Linked DNA regions of Mus musculus: regions 2, 3, 4, 5, 6 and 7 are each linked to region 1. The links are chromatin loops, found by intact Hi-C in ENCODE. Cell type or tissue: heart. All regions are shown on one strand.

Region 1 (4,000 bases):
ACTGGCATATTGGCTTATGCACACACACGTGAGAAAAAAAGCCTAGATTTTAAAGTTATTTGTCCTGCATTCTCAACCATTCTATTATTTTTGAAGTCAGTAATTGAAAAGGAGTGACCTTTTGGAGGAGTCTTGTTGCCTTGTTTTTGTTTTGTGGTTTTATTTTGTTGTTTATTTGTTTTAAGATAAGGTTTCTCAATGTAGCCCCGTCTTTCTGTCTGTCCTGGAACTTGCTATTGATCTGCTTGTGTTTCTAAGCTGTGATTTACATATGTGGTTGGATCTCTTCTAGTTTTATTTGAAGTTCTTCTTAGTGAGAAGCCTTTTTAGAGGTCACCCCTGGTACTATTCAGAGAGGAGAAAACCAACTATTATAATAGCAATAGAACCAAAGAACCCAGATACAGAAAAACAGAATCAATTGACATTACCTGTACCACCATTGATCACACAAAAGAAAATATTGAAAAATACTGTAATCTATTGAATTAAAATTAAGGTAGAAGTGGGCCAAGCATGGTGTCACATACCTTTAATACCAACACTTGTGAGGAAGAGGCAGGCAGATCTGTGTAGCAAATTCCATCTTGATGGCTTTTTATACCAAATTATAAAAGTTAAAAAGTTTGAGGCCAGCCTGAGACACACATATCCCCTCATATAGCTTCTGCATGCAAGAGTAACAATCCAACAATATAAACAGGTCTTGAACAGCAATATAAAAGGTCTTGGATTTCACCAAGGATACAAATGAACAGCAACTATAGTAAAAGGTGGTCAAGTCACTAACCAGGGAAGATAGATCCAAACCAGGGTAGGAGGGCTGTATTGTATGTATTTAGCTTGTGTGTGGGAGTAGATTCCCTGCAAAGTAAAGATGAGGTATCATTTTACCACACTGATGATGGCTATAATCAACAGCAGATAGATAAGCAAATAAATAAAAGGAGCTGGCAAGATTGCTCAGTGGGTAAAGACACTGGCTATCAAGGATGTTGACCTACCTGAGTTTGATCCCTGGAGCTCACATGGCAGGAAACAACAAACCCTAGCAGAATGTCTCTGACCTTCACCTGTGTGTCCACCCCCAGGCAATACAAAATGAAACTAAGAAATAGAAAAGGTAAGGACATTTTGTTACTGGTAGTAAAATGGTGTAGCAGATTTGGAGAGCTTTATGGTAGTTCCCCTGTTACTAAGCTTTATTATTATGAGACAATGATACCTTCTTTCCTATAAACCCAAAATACTGAGAGCTGGAAGTCACAGATATATATGTACTTCAATGTTGATAGGATGAGTATAGACAATAGTGATTGTTTCAAAGCTCAAGCAAACATCTTTTCATCATGCTTTTTACATTCCTTGGAATTGTGCCCCAGATCTGCTAGCCATGGATCGGATAACCCCTGTGGCTGTGAAGAGCCCAGTTAGTTATCTGACTCATCCTGGATAAATGGCCAAGTAGCATCATTTAGATAGTCATGCAAACCACCTCCCTGACTGCCTTCTCTGCTGGGGGCTCTATTCCTCCCATTTATGCACAATGGTTACCAAGGTTGAGGAAGCCTGTTTAGTCTAAGGTGGCATCTGTTCAACTTTATATGCTGCCCAAAGTATGCTTGTGTGCTACCGCCACCTTGTGGTCACATATTTTCTTTCATCTGATGAAGAATCACTTGACCGCACTGCATACCATAGTTTGTTTTTGTTTTTGTTTTTTGTTTTTTGTTTTTAACCTTAAGATTCCTGATCAATTTGTAGTTTACTGTTGAATATGATACGAAGTGTAGAGTTTTAATCTTACATGTATTTGTTGGGGGCTTGCACATGACATAGCGCTTGTATGGAGGTCAGAAGATAACTCTGGGGAAGGAGGGGTTGGCCCTCTCCTTTTACCATGTAGGTTCCAGGAATCAAATCTAGCCCTGAGGTATAGATTTTACATAAGTTCAGATTTTCCTAAATATCTTATCATTTTCTCCTTTAGTGTGTGTGTGTGTGTGTGTGCGCGCACAAATGTGTGTGTGGTTAAACACACCTATAAGCACATTCAAAAGCCAGAGGAGGACTTCTATCACATTCTTCCTTATCTTGAGACAGGGTTCTCTCACTGAACTTGGAGCTTGCTGTTTTTAGGCTAAGTCAGCAAACCTTACCAATCCTCCTGATTTCCTTATCCTACCATTGCTGGGGTTACAGGTACACAGGACCATTCCCAGTTTTTATGTGGATGCTAGGGACCCAAACTCATGTTTCAGACTTATGCATGATATTTCCTATCCACTGAATCACCCTCTAGCCCATCTTTAGTATTAGTGGTATTCTATTTTTTTCTGTATAAATTCTTGGGGATACCTGGCCATATCAGTACTTTTGCAATGCATGATGGTCTTAGGCCATATGGTGAGAATACAGTATAACATAAAAAAAAATACACAACAAATCATTGAGCTGCATAGTATGCTGGCTAATGTTTGTCAATGTGATATAATCTAAAGTCACCAATGAAAAGGAAGTCTCAACTGAGGAATTGTCCTCATCAGATTGACCTGTAGGCAAGGCTTTGGGGGCATTTTCTTGATTAATGACTGATAATGGAAGGCCCAGGTCACTGTAGGTGCTGCCACCTCTGGATAGTTGATTCTGGATGGTATAAGAAAGCAAACTGGGCAAGCCCGTATGCAGCATTTTTCTGTGGCCTCTTGCTTAGTTTCTGAGTCCAAGTTTCTTTCCTTTTTTGAGTTCCTGCCCTGACTCCCCTCATTGATGAGCTGTTATTAAGATGAGTGGTGGTGGTGCACTCAGGAGGCTGAGGCAGGTGGATTTCTGAGTTCAAGGTCATCCTGTCTACAGGGAGAGTTCCAGGACAGCCAGGGCTACATATAGAAACCCTGCTTTCAAAACAAAACAAAACAAAACAAAATGGAACAGATATGTAAACCAAACAAACTTCCACCCAAGTGGCTTTGGGTCACTGTGCTCCCCATAGCAACAGCAAACCAAACTAAAACAGAAGCTGAGACTAGGATTGTGAGTGTTGCAGTGATCTACCTAACTTTGTTGGTTTGGGGGAGGATAGTGGAAAGATTTTGGAGCTTTGGGCTTGAAAAGGCCATTGATTCTCTGAGGTACTGAGTTGTTATGGGAGATTGGGAGATAGGAATGTTGAGAGAGGTGCAGATGGTGGAAGCTGGCTTGTGAAAGTTCAGAGGAAAGCAGAAATTATGGGGCTGTTTGTGTTATAGTTTGAATAGAGAATCTGTTCTTTCTAGTCAACTGGGGCTGAAGACCTGCACTCATTAACAAGAGACCAGCACCACTGGCAATTATAGATTAGCTGGAGCTCAAAGCTCAGCTAAGTGACTAAGGACACCGGCATCATTGAGGTAAAATCTGAGACTGCATCTCAAGCTGGCAGCTGAACTTTGTAATGTGTAAGAGTTTCCAGTGTGATAATGGCTTGGGTGACAGAAAAGCTACAGGATGGAAGGGGTCTTGGAGAGTAACCCAGCCTTACGTTGCATGGCAGAGTCAGAGTCCCTGAAGAAAGGTCATTGGTAAAGGTACAGCCTCAGTTGCAGGAGACCCCAACCAATGGAGGGGACAGGATTGTGGCAAGTTGGTAGGCTCAGGTCGGATCTATTCTACAAGTTGGGTGTGCTATGGATGGCAGAGCTGGAAAGTGGAGCTGCCTAAGCCTTTTGGAGCCCAGAGGATCAAGAGCGAGTCCTAGGTGAACTGGGAAGTATGGAACATGTTTATTTTACAGGATCCCAAAATTCAGAGATTATATGTGTGTGTGTGTGTGTGTGTGTGTGTGTGTGTGTGTGTGTGTGAGAGAGAGAGAGAGAGTATGTGTGTGTGTGTGTGTGTGAGAGAGAGAGAGAGAGAGAGAGAGAGAGAGAGAGAGAGAGAGAGAGATTGAGAGAGAGATTGATTCTCTGTAAAGCTTTGGCTGTCCTGGAACTTGCTCTTGAGAGAGAGAGAGAGAGATTGG
Region 2 (4,000 bases), 78 kb before region 1:
TTATAGGAACACCCTAGCTATTTTGGTGGGGTTTTCATAAGCAACGTGTTATGAACCAAGTGGTCCCCCACACAGCCTGCCTTCGGCAACTTTGTGCGAGCCATGTCATCACCAGCAGCCAAATGGAATACATGTCCTCCTTTAAAGGTCCCTGACATCACTGCCTGCTTTGTTTCTCACTCTGTTTTTGTCTCCCTCTTTTTCTTCCTCACTTAATTAGAGGCAACCTTTGTACACCACCCTCCATTAGTGAGATCTGTTGTGTGGTGTGATCTCTGCAACATTCCTTGGCCCCAATCCACCAAGGTATTCTTCCTTCCACAGCAAAGCCCTAACACAAAGTATAATTAGCAGATGAGTATGGAGGATCACTGGCTCAGGGTCTGTGAGATACTCTATGCCCTAGACATTCTGGTGTGTAGCCAGCAATTATAGTTTTAAGGCTCATGGTAAAAGGCTGAGAGGCATGAGAGCTGGGGATTTGGCCCAGTTAGTAGAGTACTTGGCTAGCATGCAGTAGGCCCTGGCTTCCATCCCATTGCATAAAACCAGACTGGTGATACATGCCTATAATCCCGGCATTCAGGAGGTCAAGGCAGGAAGATCATGAGTACAAGGTCATCCTTGGCTACACAGTTTGAAATCAGGTTGGAATACATGTGTCACTGTTTCAAAAGAGGGTGCTGTTTCTTCCATCAAGAGTATATAAATAGATATGAACCCCAAACTCCAGGAAGCATGGGACTACTGAAGCCATTACCATGATGGAGTCTCTGGAGGTGGTAATGGGAGGACATGTTGTGTATGATTCCCATGTGTGGAGATGAGAGAATCATTTGAAGCCGTTGATTCCATCCTCCCATCATGTCCTAGGAGTTTAACTCAGGCTGAGCTGTCCCAGCAGCCCCGCACACGTAGGACTTTAGTGTTCAACACTTTAAAAGAGGATGCCATCGATGTATTATACTTGTCAAGATTCTGTCTGTAAGAAGACCAAGTTGAGGTAGTCACAGTGGTGTGGAAAAGGTATACTGTGGGCAACCTGCTGCTGAGAGGAAGTGGAGAGAGTCTACACTGAACATGCAAATCTTTAACAGAAGAATAATGGTGCCATGGTAATTATTGTGTGGGGTTTCACTTCACGAGAATATATACCTAGAAGTAGATTTGCTGGGTCATATGGTAAGTATACATTATGAACAGGGTTTTTTTGTGTGTGTGTGTAACAGTCCTGGCTGTCTTGAAACTATGTAGACCAGGGTGGCTTCAAACTCAGGATCTGCCTGCCTTGTGCCACCATCGCTGGGCGACTGTACCCCTTCTCATGCTGTGAGCCGGTCTTTCTTACCTTAAGTTGGTTCTTTCACTTTGTCAGAGCAAGGAGAAAATAACGAATATACCCAATATTTTGTAATCAGTGTGAATAACAAATCCTTAAGTGCTTCCCTCTCTTGCTGTTATGTTCAAACAACAAACTGGCCATTATCCATTTAAAATTACTTCTCTCCATTGATTCTTACCCCAAGGTGGCAGTATTATGCTGGTTTGATGGTCATTGTTTCCCTACTACTGAATGTGGACTGACTGCCCTCAGAATCACAATGCAGCAGGTATGGTGACGTTCGCCTTTAATATCAGCACTGGTTAAGGCTGAGAGAGGAGGATCATGAGCCTGGGCTACCAAGGATTCGGTTTAAAAAAAAAAAAAAAAAAAGAAAAAGAAGGGTTGCCCGACTCTCTGAAATTATCTTTCTACCCAGCGCTTGCCTAAAATCGGATCGCCAGACACCTGCAGCCACTTAAGAAGGGCCTCAACTAAACGTATGCTGTCAGGTTAATTTTTTTTCTTCTGGAAAAAAAAATCAGAAAGTTCTCTAGGGGATTTTGAAGAGGGGACGAGACAAACGAAGACAGACCAGAGCCAGGCATGGAGGCTACGCCTAGTAATCCCAGAACATCAGGGTTACTGCGCCAGGAGGATAGAAGTTCGAGACCACCCTTGCCTACATTGTGAGCTGTTGTCTCAAAATGTTTACAAAAGAAAAATACCGCAAAAGCCACCCCGGGGACGCTGTGTCCCGACAGGATACTTCCTGCCGACCCAGGAGCGCTGGCTTCTCCGGCTCCTCCTCCAGGCAAACCCTCCAAGCCACTAAAACCGCTCCAGCCACGAAAGACCAACTCAGGGCCTTCACCAATTTGTTCTTTGACAAAAGGGGATGGCGGCGGAAGAGAAGACTGCATTATGGTGTCACTTCCGGGGCAGCCTCAGGCGGGGCGCGAGAGCTCAGGCCCAGCGGCCGCCGGTACAAAGCGCTTCGCGACGAGGCTGCCAAGCACGCACCCGCCTAGAGCGCCGACTTTATTGTCTGGCTGGAACAGCGGGGGCGGGGCATCCTTCCTGGGGGCGGGGCATCCCTCCTGGGGGAGGGGCCTCTATCTCAGGGTTGGGACCTCGTACTCTGGGGCTGGGCTACCTATTCTTGGGGTCGAGCCGCTACCCAGGCTGCGGGACCAAGGTTCTCAGCTCAAGAGTGGGGTCGCTACTACTCGCACAGAGGCCGGGTCTGGGAACCCAACAGCCGGGGTTGAGTACCAGAATCCTACTCTGGAGCGGGTCTTCGACCCAGAGGGGAGCCCACACGTCCAAGTTCGGTCTGGAGGTGGGGCCCGGGTCGAGTGCGTGGTGTGCACAGCGGGATAGACCTGAAGAACAGGGTTTCACGTAGGGACTTGCCCCACCTGATGCTCAGAAAAGCCTGCGAGTCTGCCGTCTAGCTTTTCACTAAAGCAGTCCAACCTACGCAGACTGGTCAGGAGTCACGTAATGAGAATTGTGCTAAATGCACAGGGGCGCAGAAACTGAGATCAGACTGGCAAGCAGAACAGGACTGGCCTCTGCTGTAATCCTAGTATCCAGGGTGTGGCTCTTTTGTTGAGCCTCTGTGTACCACGTTTGAAGTCCTGGATTCTAACCACAGCACAGCAAGTGAGAACAAACAAAACAATAATACAACAACACAACTTTAAAAGCTCTGGGACTTCCTGTGATGGAGGAGGGGTGCCACTAAGAAATCTATTCCTTGCTTGCTGTATCCTTTTCCTTTTCTTCCTCCTCTTCCTCTCCTCCTGTTCCTACTCCTCCCCCTCTCCTTTTTTAAAGTTGGCGATGTGGATCAAACCCAGGGCCACCTTGGACCTGAGCGCCTGAGATCGATCCTTAGAAACTATGTAAAACCAAAAGCCCGGTGCACATTTGTAACCCCAATGCTGGGATAGAGAGGAAAGATCAGTCCCGGGGACTTACTGGCCAGCCACCCTAGCCAACTTGCTGAATTCCAGGGCAGGGAGAATTGTAAACACACCTCAACCGGTTGCAGTGTATGGTTTGTTTGTTTTGTTTTGTTTTTTGTTTTAACTCCTCTGGGGCTGGGCTCTGTTTGTTGCACAGTGGGAGTCTGAAATTGTAGTCCAGGCCCCCAGCTTTTTGGTTTTCTTGAGTGTAGGCATTTGGAGTCGGGAGCGTTGCAGGTATGGCTTGGGCAGAATCCCTTTCAAATTTATTTTTGAGACAGGATCTCTTTCTTAAATTTCTATTACAAATTCATTTAACGTATGCGGTGTGTGTGTATGTGTGTGTGTAAGGACATCTTGCAGGAATCAATTTGACCATATAGGCTCCAGGAACAGAACTCAGGTCCAACGGCTGGCAGCAGAGACATCTTGTGGGTGTTTTGTTTTTTTGAACTAATTTTGAAAAACAAAATTTTCAGTAATTTGAGCATGTGTATAGTCTAAAGAATAAAATTCAAGATCATCAATGAGGAATGGGAGCTGAGTATGGGAGATACATGCCTGTAATGTTAGCGCTCTGGAGGCAGAGGTGGCAGATTCAGGAGTTCAAGGCCATCCTCTACTACATAGCAGTTTGAGACCAAACTGGGCTTCATGAGACCCTGTGTCAGAGAGAGAGGGAGAGAGAGGTTCTTGTGGAAAAAGT
Region 3 (4,000 bases), 190 kb before region 1:
TATGTACCACAGTGTTTTCATTGGGATCAGAATATAGCTTGAGTGAGTAGGTTCTCTTCTTCCACAATGTAGGTCCTAGGAACTGAATTCAGGCCCTTAAGTTTAGTGGCAAGTACCTTTGCCCACTGAGCCGTCTTCCCAGCCCCAGCCTGAACCTCTGATCCTCTCTGTCTCTATCTCCATGCAGAGATTACAGGTTTGCACGACCATGCCAGGCTCACAGGGTACTAGAGGCGAAAGTCAAGGCTCCCTGTAAGTCAGGTGAGCATGCTAGCAACTGCGCTACAACCCTACTATAGTACAATATTTCTCCAGAAGTGACTGTTGACCAGACTGGGTGGAGGGTCTGGTGGGACTTCTACAAGGCCCCTGTGAAGAGCAATGTTTATTGTCCACTTGAAAGAATCTAGAATAACCTGGAAGGTGGGCTACTGGGGGATTCTCTTCTAAAAACTAGAGAGGGCCAATAGGGCCCTAGCACAGGTGTGCTGCTCTTTGTCCCTGACAATGCTGTGCTATGACCTGCTCCTTCACTGTGACTTTCCTGCTGTGCTGAATCGTGACCTGGAACTGTGACATGAGCCCAAACAAACCTTTCTCTATTAAACTGCTCCTTAGCAGTTAAAACAAACAAAAAACCAACCAATCAACCAACCTCATTTTAAAACTACTTATTTCTTGGGGCAGGGAAGCACACATGCTGTGGTGCTCTTGGGGGTGACAGAAAACTCCCAGGAGTGGGCTCTCTCCACATGTATCCCGGAATGGAACTTGGGCCCTCAGCTTTAGCAGCAAGTGCCTTTGCCTGCTGAACCCTCTTGCTGGCCCTTGTCAGAGTATTTTGTCACAGGAACAGGAAAAGAAACTGAGGTAGCCCCTGACCCAGTTGAGAGAGGACCTCCAACAAGCCCCGCTCCCTCCCCTACTCACCATTGATGAGCTCCAGGGCCTCCTCCTTGCTCCTGGTGATCTTTTCCTGCCGCCAGGATGAGGGCCTCCGAGACTGGCTGTGCTTCACCAGCAGATGTGAGCAGCGCACCTTGGCAGGCTCACCCTGGCCATTCTTGCTGCTGCCTCCAACAGTGCTGCCGCCGCTGGGCCGCTCCCACTGGCTGGCGTTGGTGATGTGATTGAAGTAGTACACCCGGCCTGGGGGAGAGCAGCACCTACTTCAGCAGGGGCTGGGCCAAGGAGGCCTCCATCTCAAAGCCAGGATAACGACTGGCTCCGGAGGTGCCTCCTTTAGCAGATCCATTTCCTGTTCTACCCCATGCTAAAGGCTGGGGAGGATGCTGTCCCCATCGGGACCTGTAGGGCTGTGCTAATGCTTTAGGTGGTACCAGACAGACACTCAATCAGTAAATCAGATAAAACAGCTTCCAGGCCTTCTAGATGGCTCTGCAGGTAAGGGAACTTGCCAAGTCTGACAACCTGAGTTTGATCTCCAGGAAGTTGCCCAGTGGAAGGAGAGAACCCATCAGCTTCGAGATGTCCTCTGACCTCCACATATATACCATGGCATAGTGCCACCTTACAAAATAAATACAATCAGATTCTCAAAAGCATCCTCAGTTATAGTTTGAGAATAGCCTTGGCTACAAGGGACCCAATTCCAAACATGTACAACAAACAGTATGGGCTGAGGTTCTAGCTCACTGGTTCAGTGCTTGCTTGGCACTTGTGAGGTTCTAGATTCAAGTCCCAGGATCACATATCACCAGAAGATAAAAAGTGTAACTGTTCTTACCCAGTGCTCCATTCCAAACAAACCCTAGGCACCACCTCCTCCATCTCTGCTACAGCAGCAGTGTTTGTGTCTTGTGCATAAACAGAGATAGAAACCCAAAGCTGTATTCTCAACCCCTGCACTGGTGGCCTAAGTCAGAGAGCAAGGAAGCAGCATTACTTGGGACCTGCTGTCACCTGAGTGACAGTGAAGAGCATAAAGGAGATGGCAAAGGAAACACCTGAAGGAAAAGTCTGGCTTAGTGAAGCATACCTGTATGCTTAGCATTAGGGAGGCTGAGGCAGGGGGATGGATGTCTGCAGTTTGAAGCCAGTAAAGGTAAGTTTGCAAGACTGCCTCCAAAAAGTGAAAGAGAAAAGAAGAGGAGAGGGGAGGGGTATGGCAGAAGCTGAAGGAAGGACCCAGTAGATTCTGGGTCACTCCAAGGGCTGAGAGTCATTCTGGGTTACACAGCTGATCTAGCAGCAGAGAAGGGCTGAGTGTTACCCATGAAAGGGCGGCTTTCATAGTTCTACTGAGAACAAATGGCAAGAATTGGGACTGGTCCATAGCTAGGCAGACGGGCAGGGGTAGAGGTGTGTGTGTGTGTATAAAAGAGTTTTACTACAGGAGGCTTCACCAGCTGCTTCTATCGGACTGGGGTTCAATTTCCAGTGCCCACCTAGAGGCTCACAACTGCCTGTAATTCTAGTCCTAGGGTGTCTAGCACCCTCTTCAGGCTTCTCTGTGGGTATTGCATGCATATGGAATACACATGCAAGTCTAATGCCCATACATGTATTAAAAAAAAAAAAAAAGTTTATGTAGCCCAGGATAGCCATGAGCTAGACCTCCTGCTTCTGTGTAAGTGCTGGAAATACAGCTGTGTGCCACCACACCCAGCTAGAAACAAGTTTCCGCTAGAAGTCACAACCCCACACTAGGAATAGAGCAGCCTGGACAGCTGGACAGGAGCTAAATCCAACTAAAACCTTCCCAACAGGCCATCTCGGTGAACCTCAGCTTTCTCATCTGCAGAGCCGGGCCAGAGGATAAGGTCATCAGAGCCGGGCATAAAGGCAGAGAACTTTAGTCCCAGTGCTGAGAGGCGAAACAGAAGGACCATGAGCTGGAAGCCGGCTTGGGCTACACAGTAAGACTTTACCTCAGCTAATTAATCTGTGTCATGTAATCCCGGTAGACACCAGAGGTTCAAGGCTATCTCTCTCTCTCTCTCTCTCTCACACACACACACACACACACACAGCCTTAAAAAGGAAAGAAAGAAAATGGTTCAATGGGTAAGTGCCTGCAGCCAAGCCTGAGGATATGAGTTACGCATGGTAGAAGGAAAAAAACTCTTGCAAGTTATTGTCTGCTCTCCACATGCACACACACTAAGTATAGTCTTACTAATAAAGACTGCCTCAATAAATACATTGGGCAAAGTGGTGCATGCCTGTAATTTCAGCACTTGGGGGAGCTGAAGCAGGGGACCAAGAATTCAAGAGTAACCTGTCTTTATGAGGCTCTGTCTAATACCTTTCCACATCCACCCTCGACAAAATGGGGAAAGTGAATGACATTAAACCTAGCTGGGTTAATTCAGAGAGAGCCATAAGCAGTGTCCAGAACCCTGATGCTTAATAACTAAGAATTCTGAGAGAGCTCTGTAGGCTGCAGAGACCCTAGCTCTACCTGAGGTCCTTGTAGGCTACTCTAGGCGTTGCCACTGACACCGAGGAAGGCTATGCTTGGGATCAAAAGAAGTAAAAATAAAAATAAAATTAAAAATCATTGCAATCCAGGGCATTCCTAGTAACTGAAGTGCATTATCAGATGAGTTCTTTCCGTGTCCTGGCCTCAGTTTCTCTCACCTCAAAAATGAGAGCAAGTCTTCTTTTGAAAGAGGGTAGCTACAGAGAGGAGGAGGAGGAGGAGGAGGAGGAGGAGGAGGAGGAGGAGGAGGAGGGAGAGAATAAGCCAAGGAAAAAGAGGGAGGGAGATATGGAGGTGGGGGTGGGGATAGGGGAAGAGGAAGAGAGAGGAGAGGAGAGAAGAGAGGAGGGTAGGGGGGAGAGGGAGAGAGAGAGAGAGTGGGAGAACGTGAGACCACACCGACGTGGACTTATGAAAGAACTTAAAGTCTTTCAAAGAGCTTGGTACCATGCTTGACCCAGAGACGAACTGGCCTGGTTAGAAGCCATCACTGCCGCAGGGTCCCGATGGGGGTTGGGGGGTGGGATGAGCAGGCACGTGTCTCGGATGCTGCGG
Region 4 (4,000 bases), 260 kb before region 1:
TGAGATGGGGAGGTGCTCCCCTGAGTCACATACCTTCCCCCACATGCAGACACACATATGCATATGCATGCCCCTATCACCCAGGGTTGAGTCAGGGAAGCAAAGGAATATGTGGAAAGTCAGAAGGGAGAGCTGGTGCTCTCCTCTGGCTTCTGCACGTGTCTAGGACCCACACTGTAGAAGAGAGAAGAAACTCCCACAAGTTGTTCTCTGACTTCTGAGCCCCGCCACAAGCGTAAGTCAGCCAGTCAGTCAGTAAATATAATTATAAAAATAGAAAAAGAAAAAAAAAGCCCCAGTCCCACCCCAAGCGGAAAGAAAGGGAAGCCCCACTCCTCCTTTGTCTGTCTGTTCCTTCCCAACGCTTAGGCTTAACAAGAAGCCAGTGGGCAAAGGGCCAAGGAAATGCAGTTTTCTGGAAGACAGGGCACGTCGCTTCCCCCCAGAGGACAGAGACTTAAGTGAAGGATGCAAGCAGGCTGCCTGGATTCCTGTGATAAAATGTTTGTCAGCTTCCAGGGACAACAGATGCAAAGGTCCTGAGACAGGAAAAGGGATGAGACAACTAAATGTGCAGAAACTGAGAGAAGGGCAGGTGGAAAGATCTAGATATTTACGATGGAAAGGCAGAGAGGCAGGGGCAGAACTAGGAAATAATAAGGTGTTTCGAGAAGGGAATGAGTGTGGAGACTAGAAAGTTATTCAACCACATTTTGTGTGTGTGTGTGTGTGTGTGTGTGTGTGTGTGTGCAAGCGTGCACACACGCACGAGCACACTGTGGCAAGCATGCGGAGATTCGGTGCTAACGGAAGGCAGTGGGGTCTCTCCTTCCATCATATGTGCCCTGTTGATCAAACTCAGGATTTCAGGCTTTTAGCTTTATCTACTGGGCAATCTTGCCAGCCCAAGGAGGCTAGTGCCATCTTTGGTGAGAAGAATTTGAGAGGCATGGAGGAAGGAGAAAGGGGTTCCTTGTAAGTGCTCCCAGTCCTTACAGAAGTCTGGCTGTGTGAGCTAGGCCTGTCTCCTAGCACCCGAGGTGAGGAGGTGAGAAAGGCCACCATTGTGGAGGCCCAGATAGCCCAGTGATCTTAGAGGCTGATGTCAGATAGGCATACCTGGAGACATGACTCAGAAGGATGGACGCATGCCATCCAAGTATGAGTTCAGATTCCCCAATATCTAACCCAGAAATCAGATGTGGCATGCCTGCACTGCATTTCAGGGGAGGCTGAGACAGGCTCTCTGGGGCCGGTCTGACCAGCTTAGCCAAATCAGGGAGCCCCAAGTACAGTGAGAGACCTTGTCAAAAATTTAGGTGCAGGCGGGTTTGGTAGCCCATGCCTTTAGTCTGAGCCAGAGCTACACAGAGAGACTGTGTCTCAAAACTAACTTACTAAAAAGACTAAATAAAATCAATTAACTAATAAAACAAGGCAGAGAGGGGCACCGAGGAAGACAGTCCATGTATACCTCTGGCCTCCTCACTCAGGCACACAGGTCTTGCACAATCTACTCTTCCTTAGTCTCCACCCACCCCCTTCTGATACCTATTTGTACTTTCCTTCTTTTGTTTCCTATGTCACTCAAATTTCTTTTTACACTTATTTAAAGTGCTAACGTGGTGGGATGGGTGGCCGTATGGCCACAGCCTTCAAGTGGAGGTCAGAGGACACTTTGGGGGACACTTTCCTCTTCAGAGATCCAGCTCAGGTTACCAGGCTCTGTGGTAAGCACTTTTACACACTCAGCCATTGCTTCCCCCCACCCCCAGACCTCCCCAGCCCTTCCTCAAGTCCTGTCTGTCTCCATAACGCGGTGTTCTTGAGTTGAGCGGCAGGCTACCTCTGGCTTCTTACACATACCTGACCCATCAGGCCCCCAGAACCACTTTACAGATGAGGAAACTGAGACAGACCGGAACAACTATTGCTGGAGGTCAGGTAGGGGCTGAACCTGCTTCTCAGTGGAGTTCAGACAGTTCAGGACCCCCAGCACTTCGAGGTTGGGAGCTTCCGGCTCCGTAAGCGGCCAGCGAGGTAAAGGCCTGAGTCATCGCCGCCTCCAGACGGCGGCGGCCGCCGGCCGAGGGCGACGGCGGCGGCGGCGGCGGCGGGAGGTGATGCGGGGACGCCAGGAGGGGGCGAGAGTGCGAAACCGAAGAGAGGCGACCGCGCGGGTGCTCCTCGCCCGGCCCTGCCGCCTGCTGCGTTTTCCAGCCTCCCTCACCAGGGCACCAGCCCAGTGCAGGTCCCTGGGGGCTGGAGGAGACCCGAGGTCTTAGTTCCCCGCCTCCCACCCCAAGTTCAAGTTGTGAGTCAAACCGTGCGTTGGGACCTGTCTGCAAAAAGAACTGTCTGGGTTCACGACAGTCCCGGGTGGCACCGCCGCCCTCGGATGCGCAGGGGAAAGCATCTCGCTTCCCAGGTCACCCACACTCCAGAGTCTGTACCGGCCACCCTGGGCTTTCCTGGTCTGGAATCCACAGAGGGATCCCCTTCAGAATGATCTGGGGACCAGGAAAGCCAGGAGAAAAGAGTCTCGGAGCTCGGGAGAGCACCGAAGTCCGTCCCGCACTGCTCTCTGTGCGTTGCGGGCTCGGGACCGGGCTCTGCACCCGACCGATCAGGTGGGTGGAGACACCCGACCTCCACCCCCTGTCAGTTTTGGGTGGAAGGTGTGGGCTGGATTTTTTCGCCCTGAAACGTAGGGGTTTTGGAGAGGGGGTGTTGCGTGCTGGGGAGCCCTGGGATCACCACTAAGCTACCGAGGGGACTCGAGCGAGGATGGAGGATTTGGCTGGGGGGGCGGGGCCGGGGATGCCGCGGCGGCGGGGATGGGGGGAGGTGGCGAGGGTGTTGCTGGCAGGGGATGTCCCCACTTCTGCAGGTGGGAGAAGGTCCGCCAGAGGCTCTGCGGGGAAGTGGGGGTCGGAGTGGGTGCACTCCCATTCTCCCCCCAGCCCTGCTGGCTCTAGGGCCGGAGCCGTGACGTCACGGCGGCTGGAAGTGCCCGGCGGTGGCGCGGGAGGGGGTGGCCGAGCCGGCGCCTTATAAAGCTGAGCCCGCGAGGCGCGCGGAGCCGCAGCCGAGCGCGTCCCCAGTGTCACCCCATCCCACCGGCCACCGCCCCCTTGGACCTGGTCATCTCGCCATCGGGATCCCCCACCCCTCCACCCCACTGGGGTGGGTAAGCGACAGCTTGAGTGCCGAGCAAAAGGGACTGAACACCTGCTTTTTTGGGGTGGTGGCGCGGGGCATGAGGCGAGGGGCGCGATGTCGGTGCCGCTGCTCAAGATCGGGGCGGTGCTGAGCACCATGGCCATGGTCACTAACTGGATGTCGCAGACGCTGCCCTCGCTCGTGGGACTCAACAGCACCGTGTCCCGTGCGGGCTCTTCGGAGAAAATCGTGAGTGGCCAGCCGGCTGGGGGGCGCTCCGGCTTGGGGGGGCGTGGTGCCCGCAGACCCCACGGCAGCTCCTGGGAAAGGGACCCTCACAGCCCCAAAGTGACAGAATCTCGGGTTCAGGCGGGAATGTCATCTCGAGGGGACGTGGTCTCTTGGGGGTCCCGGGCTGGACCCCGAGGCACAAGGGAGCCCCGCGCCCGGCATAGCTCTGGGTTTGATGATTGCATTTGCTGGGCTAGAGTCCTCTCTGAGGGGACCTGCTAGTGCCACTGGGGTACCAAGCTGGCTCCAGCCCCAGGCGGAGGCGGCAGGGCTGCGGAATTGAACCAGATCCCGGCAGAGTGGGGCGGAGCTGGGCGGTTTGGGGGAGCCAAGAGGGTGTTCTTCTATGTTGGAGTGATTAGGGGACATCTCGAAGTCTCCATATGTCTTCAGCCTGTGGGACTCTGTCTAAGTGTCACTGAGTACTGTTCTCCCTCCCCTTCCCTGCGTCTCTCCCCCCTCCCTTCTATTTCCGTCTTTCTTTCTGACTTAGTGTGTCTTTTTTCTTTTTCTTTTTCTGCCTGGCTCTCTCTTTCCCCTGCACCTG
Region 5 (4,000 bases), 110 kb before region 1:
GGGACATCACGCTGAACAGATATTTGAATTTTGAGTGCATCATTTTTAAGATTTGAATGTGCATTAACAAGTCTACACAGCCATCTCCAGGGCCATCGACTGCACTACAGTCAAGCGCAGGCCAGAAAGAGTTACAACTACAGTAGCAGGGAGCTCAGAAAGCAAGGGAGCCTGTCACAGAAACCCAGGAACCTGATCCACCTCCACAGCCACACCCACCATACATGTCTATACAGAAACAGTAAATAAAAAATTTAAACCATATAATACAAAGTTTTCAAGCACTTGGACTCACTCAGCAGATGCAAAGATATCCAAGAGCCAGGCAATGGCTTAGCCTTCTTGGTACTTTGTAGCAAACCGAAGCCTTTTGTGTTCTACCACTGGAGCGCCTCATAATGCCAATGAGTCCACAACCGCTGAGCTACACAGCCCACTCAAGGCACTATGCCCTCTTACTAAGATAACTATCCTGCTTCCGAGAAACAGCTGCCACTCATGACCAGAACATCACAGCATAACCATGGACAAAGTTACTAAGTAGAACTGAGTAATTCTAGACCCTGTGGCCCCGAAGCCTATGTTACTTATTATCAATCCTTACTGCAGCTTTCAAACCTCTCCTTTGGAGCTACTCTAAGTATGTGGGAGTAAGTGGGAAGGGGAACACACTAATTTTTAAATATAACGTTTGATTTCACTCAGAAATAGCAAAACATGACTTTCTTAAAGAACTTGAGACTCTTCAAAAGTTACCTATAGAACCAGGCATGATGCTAGACACCAGAAATTCCAACTCCTGGGAGGTAAAGGCTGGGGAATTAGGAGTTCAGAGTCAGCCTCAATTACATAGCAAGGTGTATGATAGCCTGGGCTACCTGAGACCCTACTTCAGAGAACAAACAGAGGCCATGGAGCCGGGCGTGGTGACGCACGCTTTTAATCCCAGCACTTGGGAGGCGGAGGCGGAGGCGGAGGCGGAGGCGGAGGCGGAGGCGGAGGCGGAGGCGGAGGCGGAGGCGGAGGCGGAGGCAGGCAGATTTCTGAGTTTGAGGCCAGCCTGGTCTACAAAGTGAGTTCCAGGACAGCCAGGGCTATACAGAGAAACACTGTCTCTAAAAAAACAAAAACAAAAAACAAACAAACAAAAAACAGAGGCCATGGAGATGAACCAGCGAGTAAAGGCCAAGCCAGAGAGCCTGATCTCCAGCGCCCAGATGGTGGAAAGTAAGACCAACCCATGGGAACTGATCTCTGAGCTGAGCCAGGGTAATTCCCACTTTTTTTTCTTTTTCTTTCTTTCTTTTTTCTTTTTCTTTTCTTTTTTTTTTTTTTTTTTTTTTTTTTAAACTCTATAGGGATGTACAGGCCTGGAAACTTCAAATAAAGAGAACAGGGTACTCCCATTCTCACCAGTAGAAAGCCATAATCACACAGTATCTGTACTTTATGTATAAAATGTTCAGGGCAAGGGTTAGTAGCTCACTGAATGAGCAGTTCTACTAGCAGTAAAGTCAAGAGGAGGAGAGGTGAAGAAAGAGAAAGGAAATGGAGAGAGTGAGGAAGGAAAGGCATGGAAAATGAAAAAAGGTTAAGATTAAGGAAATAAACATTTAGCAGGCGGTGGCAAAAGCCTTTAATGCCAGCAGAGGCAGGCGGATCTCCAGGAGTTTAGGTCAGCCTGGTCTACCTAGCGAGTTCTGGAAAAGCCAAATAATAAAGATTGACCTCCAAATAGAAATGTTTAGTCCTAGATACCTACGAATACTTTTTCTACCCGAATGTCATGTGGCAGAATTAATCAGACGATGCCAAAGACAAAGCCACACTCTGCAAGGAACAAATCACAGCCTGGGGCGCTCACCCGAGCTCCACAATCGCTGGGCTGTGCAGTGGAGGCGGCGGCTGCAGAGAGATGGCCCGTGGCGGGCTTCTGTGCTGGAAGAGGAATCTGGAAGGCGGCTTCTGCAGAGGGCGAGCGAGCAGATGGAAGCTTGGAGAGCATTCGCCAGAGGGAGGCGGGGTGCCCGTGAGACCCGCCCGTCCTAGGCTTCGGGCCTACGGGGACCGCCCCTCGGCGAGCTGCACACACAGCCACGCCTTAAACTGACCCTCCACGGCCGCCGTCACCCCCCATCCTTGCCTCGGCGACTTCCTAGACGTAAAGATGAACCGGAGGTGAAGACACTGAGAACTACAGGACGCAGCCATCACTAGAAAAGAGTCGGGCCTTTGCAGGCGTCACTTCCGCTTCCGTCCTGGCGTGAAGCCCGGGAGATTTGGGTCCCAGCCACCTTGGATAGAGATAAAATTCTAGGAGCTGGAGAAGGACCCAGGCTGGATTCCCAGTACCCACATGGCAGCACACAGTCGCCCACCAAGCCTGATCTAATTCTTATCTAATCTAATCCCCATCTCTTTTCTTTCCTTCTTCCCTCCCATTCTTCCCTTCCTCCCTCTCTCCCATTCTTCCCTCCTTTCCTCCCCTCTTCCTCCCTCCCCATTCTTGTTTTAGTCTTAGCCTAGGCTTGGTGCCGCTGTGCCTTTAGTCCCAGCATTCAGGAGGCAGAGGCAGGCAGATTTCTGCGTTCAAGGCTAGTCTGAAAATTGAGACTATGTCTCACACACACACACACACACACACACACACACACACACACACACACACACACAGAGAGAGAGAGAGAGAGAGACTGAGAGAGAGAGAGAGAGAGAGAGAGAGAGAGAGAGAGAGAGAGAGAATATTCTCGAGCCAAAATAAGTGACTTTGGCGCAGGAATACAGATTAGCACTTCAAGTTCCATATGCAAATATGCTGTTTCATGAGGTTATTGCAGTAACAAAGAAAATACTAAAGCATATGACATGTTCCCAGACCTTAACACAATTGACTTCATGGTAGAAAACTCAGCCACAAAACTCAGCATGTAGACAGAACCACTAGCCAAAATGAAAACAAAGACCTAATCCATCTAAGTCTGTAGTTCTGGGAAAGTCTTTAAATGTACAAACCTTGCTGTTTGGCTTCTGTAGTTCTCCTTCTGGCTATATGTTCTCGTTAACTGAAACATGTCGCCAGGATATGGTTTTTGTGTTTAAAAGCTCACCCTGAGAAAGGCTCAGTGCTGCACTGGGATCCGGAACATCCAGTGTAATAAAGACCTGGCTAATAAAGACTTTTTACTGGCTTAAACTCATGTCTGAGCAGTCTTTTCTGGTGGATACCACACTATAAGCACAACACTCCAGATGTGTTGGTAGAAACTCAAGTAGGTCTGTTGCAGAAAAAGAAAATCTCTGCTATAGGCATCAGATGCAATTGTAGCCTTTTGTTTAGCAGAGACTACTGCTGTATTATAGACCTAATAGTCACAAAGATGTTAGGTCACACACAGGGCAAGAAATGGCTCCAAGGGTACTCAAGACTGTTTTTTCAAAGGCCTTTGTCAAAGGCGTCTTTTGCAGCTATTGAGATGATCATGTGGTTTTTGTCTGTTAGTCCATTTATGTGACTTATTACCTTTATTGACGTGTTTTTTAGATCATCCCTGCATTTCAGGGATAAAGCCAATTTACTCAGATGTATACTCTTTTTAAAAATGTTTTTTAGAGTTTTTATTAGATTTATTCATTTTATTTTATATGTGTTTTGCCGGCATATATGTCTGTGCACCACGTGTATGCTTTGTGGACATGGAGGTCAGAGAGGGCATCAGATACCCTGGAACTGGACTTACAGATGGCTGTGAATCAGCATGTGCTGGGAATTGAACCTGGGTCCGCTACAAGAGCAGCAAATGCTCATAGTTGTTGAGCAATCTCTCTAGATCCTTTCGTAATCTTTTAAATGTATGTTTGTATTCTATTTGCAATAGAATTTTAAAGAGCATTTTTGGGATCTATGTTCTGTAGCTGAGTCTTTTTGTTGTTGTCTTTATCTGGTTTTGATATTAGAGTGATACTGGTTTCATAGAATAAGTTTGGGGGTGCTCCTCTCTCT
Region 6 (4,000 bases), 360 kb before region 1:
TGAGCTGGGGTCCTGGAATGAACGAAAGAGGAGACAAAATGAGCACCAGCATCCATCTCCATCTCCTCCTGGCTGTGGATGCAGCGTGACCTCGTGCTCCTGCGGCACCAGCATCCATCTCCATCTCCTCCTGGCTGTGGATGCAGCGCGACCTCGTGCTCCTGCGGCCACAGCTCTGCCATGACTGACTGTAGCTCACACTCTTGAGCTAAATTAAACCCTCTGTTCTTAAGTTCCTGTGGTATTTGAATGAAAAATCATATGCCCCACCAAAGCTCATATATTTGAATGCTTGGCTGGTGATGCTTGGTGGAACTCTTAGGAAGGATTAAGGGTATGGCTTTGTTGGAAGAGCTGTGTTTATGAGGTGGGCTTGGAGGTTTCAAAGACCATACCATTCCCACTTTGCTCTGTGCCTTGTGTTTGTAGATCAGGTGTAAGCTCTCAGCTACTGCTCCAGCATCATGCTTGGCTGCTTTTGCCTCCCTGCCTCCCTCCTTCCCTCCATCCCTTTCTCCCTGCTTCCCTCCCCCTCCCTCCCTCCCTGCCTCCATCCCTGCCTCCCTGCTTCCTTGCCTGCCCTGCCTCCCTGCCTCTCTCCCTGCCTCCCTGCTCATCTGCCTAGCTCCCTCCCTGCCTGCCTGCCTGCCTGCCTGTCTGCCTGCCTGCCACCTCTCACCTGTTACATGCCTGTTCCATGCTCCCCACCATGATGGTCATGGATTGAAACTGTGAGCTCCTAACAAACTCTTACTTCTATTCATTGCCTCAGTCACTGTCTTACCACAGCAATAGAAAGGTAAGCAAGACACCCAGTTTCAAGTTATTAGACAGCACTGAACAGGGCAGAAATAAAGGATCCTGTGACACAGGTATTTCTGCCACAGACATGGCACCCTCTTTCTTTGAGTTGTTCAAGCAACTTAGTGAATTGGAACAGCATTACACACTCAGTTTGCCCAGAGTGGAGGAAATACTTGCCATAAACTGTGTTTGTAAGAAACAAGGCACAGAGAGGCTGAACACCTCAAACAGGGCCACACAGTATGCTTAATGATGGGACCGAGCTCCAGAACCTGGGTTGAGGTAGGAATTCATGGAGTCAAGGTAGGTAGGTGTCCTAGTTTGTTTTCTGTTGCTGTGATAAGTGCCAGGACCAAAAGCAACATTGGGAGGAAAGGGCTACTTAGCCTTACAGTGTACAGTCCATTCAGATGGGAACCCAGGGCAGGAACTCAAAGCAGGAACCTGTAGGCAGTAATTGATGAAGAGGAGAAACTCTGCTTGCTGGCTTGATGTCCATGGCTTGCTTGCTTTCTTTCTTTCTTTCTTTCTTTCTTTCTTTCTTTCTTTCTTTCTTTCTTTCTTTCTTTCTTTCTTTCCTTCCTTCCTTCCTTCCTTCCTTCCTTCCTTCTTTCTTTCTTTCTTTCTTTCTTTCTTTCTTTCTTTCTTTCTTTCTTTCTTTCTTTCTTTGAGACAGGGTTTTTCTGTATAGCCCTGGCTGTCCTGGAACTCACTTTGTAGATCAGGCTGGCCTCGAACTCAGAAATCCGCCTGACTCTGCCTCCCGAGTGCTGGGATTAAAGGCGTGCACTACCACGCCCAGCTGTCTATGGCTTTCTTATACCTCCAGGACCACCTGCCCAGGGATGGCACTGCCCTCAATGGGCTGGGCCTTCTCACATCATCATTAACCAAGAAGATGCCTCACAGACTTGATCCCAGGCCAGTCTGATGGAGGCAACTCTCCAATTGCTGGTTCTTCTTCCTAGATGACTCAAGCTTGTCAAAAGTTGACAAACTAATCAAAACAAACAAACAAAAACCCTCCCCAGTACCACAGTACATCAGGAGACTAGTGGGGCGAAGATGTAGGCTCCCCTGGGCTAATTTGAAATCCAGGATGTGGGCTGGTATAGAATTGTTGTTTCTAAAATACACGTTAAAGATGTGTGTCTCTGTGTGTATGTGTGTGCGCACATGTACCACATTCCTGGGAGGGCCAGAGGACAGCGTGCAGGAGTTGTCTTTCCTTCCAGCATCTGGATCCAGAGATCAAACCCAGGTCCTCCGGCTGGCCAGCAGCTGCTCTCACCCCCTTGGCCGCCTCATCAACCCTAGTTTGTGTTTTGAAGCAGGGTCTTCTGTAGCCCTCAAACTCACTATGTATCTTAGGATGACTTTGAACTCCTGACCCCCCTGCCTTTACCTGATCAAAAGTGGAAAAACAGACTCAGTTTACGTGGTGCTGGGCATGGATCCCTGAACTCCCAGCCTTCTATGCAATCTGCCTACTAACTGAGCCACAGGCCCTACAACCAACTCGCTGGTGCTTTGATTTTCAAAAGAAGGTATCACAATTTAGAGCAGGCTGTCCTGAAACTCGCAGTGGTCCTCCAGCCTCAGCCTCTTCAAGGTTGGCAGGACAGGCAGAGCTCTGCAGACTTATAAATGGTCAAATTCCCCTAGCTCATACGTGGCCACCAGGGGGCGCTAGGAGCTGGTGACTGGCAGGGCTCCTCGCTCTCAGGTCCCGCAGGAATGTTGCTGGCGGAGCGAGGCGGCTGTTGGCCTCCATCCCGGAGCAGCTGCTGCTGCTGCGGCTGCCATCCGACTCGCCTTCCCCTCCCTGGGACCTGGGGATTTGAAGCTCAGAGGCACGGGCGGGAGGAGTGGACTTGCAGGGACTTATCTGAGCAGAGATGAGTGGCCTGGAGCCTCCCACTGCCTCCAGGGCATTCAGCCCAGGGCTTCCCGGGAAAAGGCTAGGCAGGCTTCATGTCCATTACCAATGTCCATGTAACTGGCAAGGGCTGACAATTGATTAGACACCTAGTGGGTCCAGCACAGAGCAGCAAAGTCTTCCCTAGCAACTCTGAGTTTACGGAAGAGGAACTGAGGCTCCCCAGAAAGGCGCTGTTTCTGTTCAAGTGGACCCCATCAAGAGTGCCTCAACTAAAGGGCACCAAAGTAGTCATTCCCAGCTCCAGCCCCGTTGTTCTAAGGACATCACATACCCTAGGTTGGCTTCTGTTTATGTTAGCCGAGGATGATCCTGAACCTCTGATTCTCCTGCCTCTACTTCCTGAGCACTGGGTGTACAGTTATGGGCCCTGCATCTGCTTCATTTTTAAAGATTTCCGCGTGTCTGCGCATGCCTGCACATGCATAAGGGCCTTGGCTTGCCTGTGAAGGTCAGAGCGTTACCCATGGTGCGGGACCACACCTTCCAGCTTGTTTCAGACTGAGTCTCTTGTTCTCGAATCTGACTTCCATCTCTCCCAAGGACTAGGAATCGCAGTTGCTTCTACTACTGCATCCGGCATCACGTGGGGGTGGGTTCTGGAATCTGAACCCTGGTCTTCAGGATTTCAGCAAGTGCTTTCTGAGCCATTTCTGCAGCCCAGTTTGTATCTTGTGGCGTAAGCTGGCCTTAAACTCACTGTAGAACCCAGGCTAGCTTCAAACCTACAATTCTCCTGCCTCAGTTCCCACAGCTGGATTAGCAGGTATGTACCCAGTCCCCAGAGTGCTTCTAATTACGGCCTTTAATTTCCCTGAGGCCTGACTTCCTCACCTCTCTGGACACTGTGTATCTCCCTGCCTCCTCTGGGAGTCTGGACAGTGAGGACACTCCCGAGGAGCCTGTTAGGAGAGAGAGTTCAGAAGCTGGCCTTGTCTGTCTGTTTTTGTCGTTCTGGGCATGACAGAGATTCTCACTGCATTTGAACCGAGCTTCCAACCTGATAGCCCAGGACAGTTGTGAAAGATGAAGCAGCAGGGACAGGAAAGGCCTACCAGCTTACTGTGCCTGGGTAGTCAAGGAAGGCCTCTTGGAGGAAGCAGCATTTAGGCTGAGATCATAAAGTCATCAGCAGGCAAGGTGGCACAAGTGCTTGTGGGCCCAACTATTTGGGAAGGCTAAGGCAGGAGAATCCCTGAACCTAGGAAGTCAAGGCTAACCTGGGCAACATGCACAGGCCTTGTAACCATAAAAAGG
Region 7 (4,000 bases), 180 kb before region 1:
ACACCACCATCTGCCCCAGAGCCACTGCCAGTCACCCCTCGGTGGATACTTGCACTTAACGCGGACTTTCTTTCCGAGACGGTCGTTGCAAACCACCTCAATCATTGTGGCTGGAGCTACACCAGGTGGAGGGAGGGATGAAAAGCAACAGAGTCAGGCCTTTCGGGGTCGCCCAGGTTCCTAAAGCCCCTTCCTAGGTTGAGCTCTCTGGTCACAGTTCCCCTAACACCAGATGCAATCCCCTGCAGCCCCAGTCTACAGTTTCAATTGCCCGGACTACAGACAGTCGCGACTCCGCCCCTTAACTGCGGCAGTCCGGGCCCCAGACTCACCCGGCTTTGCCTCCCGCAACCCCTAGGTTCCCAAGTCTTGGCAGCTTCCCGTGATCTCGGGCCTCTCATTTTAGCCTTCTCACCTCCAATATCCTCGAACCTATCGACGACACAACTCGTAGCTCGAGCGAGGAACCCCGGCCGGAGTTAAGCCTGCAAACAGGAAGCGGAAGTGATATAACGGAACCACCGGCCCTTAGGTGCTTCCGGGTTCCGGGCTAGGATTTGCGATTCTGTTGCGCAGTGTGGATGAGCTGGGACTTGCTAAGAATGGATTTACAGCGGACGTTGGAACTGGTGTTGGAGATTCCTTCATCATGGAAGAAACCTAAAGGATCTCAGCGGCGGGGTGCTCGACTACTCCCAAGCCAGACAATCCTCCTACCGCGGAATCCCGGCTGCAGGTGTGCCGAAATGGAGTCATGCAGGGCCTGTGGCTTTCTGCTTTCATTCAAAGCTCAGCCTCAAACCCTGTGCTTGCTTCCCCGCCCCTGGTCGTAGTGACCGTTTCAGAGACTCCAGGGGTGCAGGCTGCAGTTGATGAAAACTAAGTCGGATCCTGGTTGAGAGGCCATGCATGTTGCGTACCACTCCGCGTGTCCGTGTCCTGCCTGCGAAGATGTTGGAAATAGCATACGGGGAAAGAGCTTTTGCTTTGATTCTTTAATCTTGTTCCAGATTAAAGAATCGCGAGAGCTGGTGGGAGAGGAATCCCTTCTTAAATTCAACCAGTTTTGCCTCTATTGAGCGATTTCTTCTTAGCAGACAGGATTCTTAGCAAGGTAAGCATATATTGACTCAAGAAAAAGAAAAGTCTTACCCAGCGCCTTGTGCTTACCTAATACGACTTATACAAAATTTAATCCTTATGCGTAGGCAGCAAAAGGCATTATTCTTGCTTTCTATTGCGGCTGTGGCCACGCCTCCCTGGCTTGGCCGTCCTGCTGGCCCCTCACTCCCATCCCAGTCACACCTTTCAGTTTCGAATGAAGTCCTGTTCTGTGTCTTTAGTGCTTAGATATGTTCCAGTCTCCCCAATGCCTCGTTTCCGTCCTGAAAAGACTTCTCAGGCTTTACCGGATTCGTTTCCGTCTCGAAAAAAAACTTCTCAGGCTTTAAGTCTCTTGGCATACATACAAGAAAAGTGGTGGGGTTTGTTTTTCTTGTTTTGTTTTGGTATTTGTTTTAGTGTTGGAGGTCGAACCTAGGGCCTGCTAAGCATGCTTACCAGCCAAAGGCTCTCCCACTGAGCTGCACACCCAGTTCCTGGTTTAGCTCTTGTTTCTGTCTCCAGCGATGCTTTTAGGGCCCCCGTCGCTGCTCTTATCCATTCTTCCAGTCATAAGTCTCCCAGCCTGTCCCTTTGTCGCCCAGCCATTCCAAACTTGATTCCATCCCCTATATCGGACCTTGTTCCGCCTAAGCTAGGTTTTACAAGTTTAGTCTTCAGGCGCAATTAGGATCCCTAGTCCTTGAGCCCCTTCCCACACAAGTCATGGTTTCTGGGTTTGTTGCTCTGTTAACTTTTCCCTGCTCAAGTCATGCCTCCTGGGTATACATACGGTCTGGTCGCAGGCTGATCTCTGCCTTGGCAGTAACCCTAAGCCTTTTCCAGCACAAGCCAAACCTCCGCACGCCACTAGTCGCTTAGCTCTAGACGCGCCCCTTGTCTCTTCCTACTGAAGCCACGCCTTCCCATTGTTGTGGACGGCCTCCAATCAGCTCCTCTGCCGCTGGCCACACCCTTCCACTCGGCGGCGCTTTTTCAAATGCTAGTACTTTGGCCTTGTTTGCAACGCCTGCTGCCCTTCGTCTCTGTCTTTTATCCTCTCTCCCAGAGTCCCACTTTGGGAGTTTGCTGCTTTTCCTCTGACTGGCCTCCAGGCCCCCGGGCCCCCGGGCCCCCGGGCCTCCTGGCCCCTGGGCCCCTTGGCCACGCCTCAGGACCACTCCCCGCCCGTCGGAGCCACGCTTTCTAGGCGTGTTGCTTTCTTCATCCCAGCTTGCGTGGGGTCTACCTGCCTCTGCTCGCCACGTCTCCCGGCTATGACTACGCCCTGAGCCCCCTCCTCGCCAGAGTCACGCCTTCTGGGTTGTCTGCTGACCCCATTTGGGTTTGCTGCTTATACTTAGCTCCACCTCATGGCCACGCCCCCGAGGCATTCTTCACCTTCAGCCTTCTGGATTTGCTGTTAGCCTTCCTCTTGGCCCTGGCCACGCCTCGTGCCCCCTCCTCCACCAAGCCACATCCAGGTTTTCCTAGAGTCACGCCTTCTGGGTTGTCTGCGGACCCCTTTTGGGTTTGCTGCTTATACTTAGCTCCACCTTATGGCCACGCCCCCGAGGCACTCGTCACCTCCAGCCTTCTGGGTTTGCTGTTCGTCTTCCTCTTGGCCCTGGCCACGCCTCGTGCCCCCTCCTCTCCCAAGCCACATCCAGGTTTTCCTATTTCCAGTTCCATCCGCTAGCCAAGCCAGTCAGGCCTAGTCAGTCTCTAGTCTTGACCTCTAAACGGTCGTCAGCCCGCGCCTGTCCAGTCCCGGGGCCTCGGGCACTTTCCTAGAAAAGTAGGGATTCTCGGCGGGCCTCTGAAAGTCGCGCCGGTTTGGCCAGTCCGACCACCCCAGCGCTGTCCAGGGAACGCGGCCTCGCCGCCACCGGAAACGGAAGCGTGCGACAGCTGGACCATGGCGACTCTGTTTGACCTCCCAGACTTGGTGCTCTTGGAGATCTTCTCTTACCTCCCTGTCCGGGACCGGATCCGCATCTCCAGGTGCCGCCCCGCTCCTCGGGGGAAAGAGCCGGGCATGGGCTCGGCAGGAGATGCGGATCCGGTCCTAGCGGGCCGGGGTCGTTCTAACGGCCGGTCCACTCCTCCAGGGTCTGTCACCGCTGGAAGAGGCTAGTGGATGACCGGTGGCTATGGCGACACGTCGACCTGACGCTCTACACGGTATGCGGGACCCGGGAGCGGTGCGGGGAGAGCCACCCCCTGCCCTGGGACATGGGGGTGGGGGTTGCTTTATTTTGCTTTCTAGTGTTTGTTTGCTGTTTGTTTTATTTATTTATTTTTGATAGTTTCTTGAGGCTTTTATTTTTCTGGATTTTCGTTGGTGTTGCTTCTTGGGGGGCTGAGGGGGTTGTTTTGAGACAGGGCCTCTAGGCCAGGCTGACTTCAGCTTCCTATGAAGCCGAGGCTGAGCTTGATACCTACCTCGACCTTCTAAATATTGGGATTAGCAGCGTGGGCCCCATGTGTGGTTCCTGTGCTACTGGGAATGCAATTTAGGTTTCTTGAATGCTAGGAAGGAACACCTCTGAGTCACGTACTGGTTTCCAACTAACCACCCCCTGCAACAACCTCCTGAGTGCTGAAGTTACAGCTGTAGGAGAAGGCCCAGGAAGTGTTTGGGTTTTGTTTGTTTGTTTGTTTGTTTGTTTTCTCGAGGAAAAATTTCTCTGTAGCCCTGGCTGACCTGGAATTCTGCTTCTCCAGTGCTGGGACTAAGGGTATGCACCACCATACTCTGCTGGTTTGGTATTTAAGTGAGTTCGTGCTTGGAATTTTTCTGCCTGTCCTAGTGCCAGCCTTTACCTCCCCTTCAATGCTCAGACCTCAGTTTCTCATCTAAGATATGGGGATTAAAAATAATGCTTGTAGGCCAGGC

The links. A loop is a pair of places that touch in the nucleus more often than their neighbours do. Peaks named below come from ENCODE experiments on the same cell type or tissue, not always from the same donor. Only the 100,000 strongest peaks of a DNase experiment are listed, where the experiment ranks them.
Region 2: it touches region 1 in a loop (8-fold over the local background); 16 of 42 quality-filtered maps call a loop at or near these places.
Region 3: a loop joins it to region 1, with 4 times the contacts of the local background. A loop is called at or near these places in 19 of 42 quality-filtered maps.
Region 4: a loop joins it to region 1, with 5 times the contacts of the local background. A loop is called at or near these places in 12 of 42 quality-filtered maps.
Region 5: a loop joins it to region 1, with 8 times the contacts of the local background. A loop is called at or near these places in 12 of 42 quality-filtered maps.
Region 6: a loop joins it to region 1, with 3 times the contacts of the local background. A loop is called at or near these places in 8 of 42 quality-filtered maps.
Region 7: a loop joins it to region 1, with 4 times the contacts of the local background. A loop is called at or near these places in 20 of 42 quality-filtered maps.

Annotation. Positions count from the first base shown.
Region 1 is chr9:20,464,830-20,468,829 of GRCm38, reverse strand. Zfp426 (zinc finger protein 426) reads left to right here. Exons shown (of 9, transcript NM_001110309.1): 9 at 1-281. Among named protein-coding and RNA genes, the nearest start is that of Zfp26, 6.7 kb to the right of the region's middle. In heart, a CTCF peak has its summit at 1,652 (motif pointing left); no DNase peak of the experiment used is centred here; H3K27me3 peaks cover 479 bases.
Region 2 is chr9:20,542,984-20,546,983 of GRCm38, reverse strand. No RefSeq gene overlaps it. Among named protein-coding and RNA genes, the nearest start is that of Zfp266, 24 kb to the right of the region's middle. In heart, CTCF peaks have their summits at 1,522 (motif pointing right) and 2,255; a DNase peak (open chromatin) is centred at 2,353; H3K4me3 peaks cover 2,036 bases; H3K27ac peaks cover 1,865 bases; H3K27me3 peaks cover 332 bases.
Region 3 is chr9:20,652,511-20,656,510 of GRCm38, reverse strand. It overlaps Pin1 (protein (peptidyl-prolyl cis/trans isomerase) NIMA-interacting 1), which reads right to left. Exons shown (of 4, transcript NM_023371.4): 2 at 931-1,149. Among named protein-coding and RNA genes, the nearest start is that of Pin1, 2.4 kb to the right of the region's middle. In heart, a CTCF peak has its summit at 2,451 (motif pointing left); no DNase peak of the experiment used is centred here; H3K4me3 peaks cover 1,379 bases; H3K27ac peaks cover 366 bases.
Region 4 is chr9:20,726,057-20,730,056 of GRCm38, reverse strand. It overlaps Olfm2 (olfactomedin 2), which reads left to right and starts at 3,054. Exons shown (of 6, transcript NM_001357635.1): 1 at 3,054-3,411. The coding sequence starts at 3,277. Gm39299 (a long non-coding RNA gene) reads right to left here and starts at 2,408. Exons shown (of 4, transcript XR_003948292.1): 1 at 1,867-2,408. In heart, a CTCF peak has its summit at 2,161 (motif pointing right); DNase peaks (open chromatin) are centred at 2,406 and 3,006; H3K4me3 peaks cover 2,173 bases; H3K27ac peaks cover 829 bases; H3K27me3 peaks cover 3,731 bases.
Region 5 is chr9:20,579,543-20,583,542 of GRCm38, reverse strand. It overlaps Zfp846 (zinc finger protein 846), which reads right to left and starts at 2,215. Exons shown (of 6, transcript NM_172919.2): 1 at 1,865-2,215. It overlaps Gm51704 (a long non-coding RNA gene), which reads left to right. Exons shown (of 2, transcript XR_003948290.1): 2 at 1-3,193. In heart, a CTCF peak has its summit at 2,014; a DNase peak (open chromatin) is centred at 2,142; H3K4me3 peaks cover 1,677 bases; H3K27ac peaks cover 1,155 bases; H3K27me3 peaks cover 932 bases.
Region 6 is chr9:20,829,677-20,833,676 of GRCm38, reverse strand. Gm39300 (a long non-coding RNA gene) reads left to right here. Exons shown (of 2, transcript XR_870563.3): 2 at 1-232. Among named protein-coding and RNA genes, the nearest start is that of Rdh8, 13 kb to the right of the region's middle. In heart, CTCF peaks have their summits at 2,277 and 2,480 (motif pointing right); a DNase peak (open chromatin) is centred at 2,596; H3K4me3 peaks cover 303 bases; H3K27ac peaks cover 283 bases; H3K27me3 peaks cover 2,934 bases.
Region 7 is chr9:20,641,309-20,645,308 of GRCm38, reverse strand. It overlaps Fbxl12 (F-box and leucine-rich repeat protein 12), which reads left to right and starts at 2,503. Exons shown (of 3, transcript NM_013911.3): 1 at 2,503-3,105; 2 at 3,213-3,285. The coding sequence starts at 3,020. Ubl5 (ubiquitin-like 5) reads right to left here and starts at 1,973. Exons shown (of 5, transcript NM_025401.4): 1 at 416-1,973; 2 at 50-116. The coding sequence starts at 105. In heart, a CTCF peak has its summit at 1,991; DNase peaks (open chromatin) are centred at 418, 2,028, 2,638 and 3,078; H3K4me3 peaks cover 4,000 bases; H3K27ac peaks cover 3,974 bases.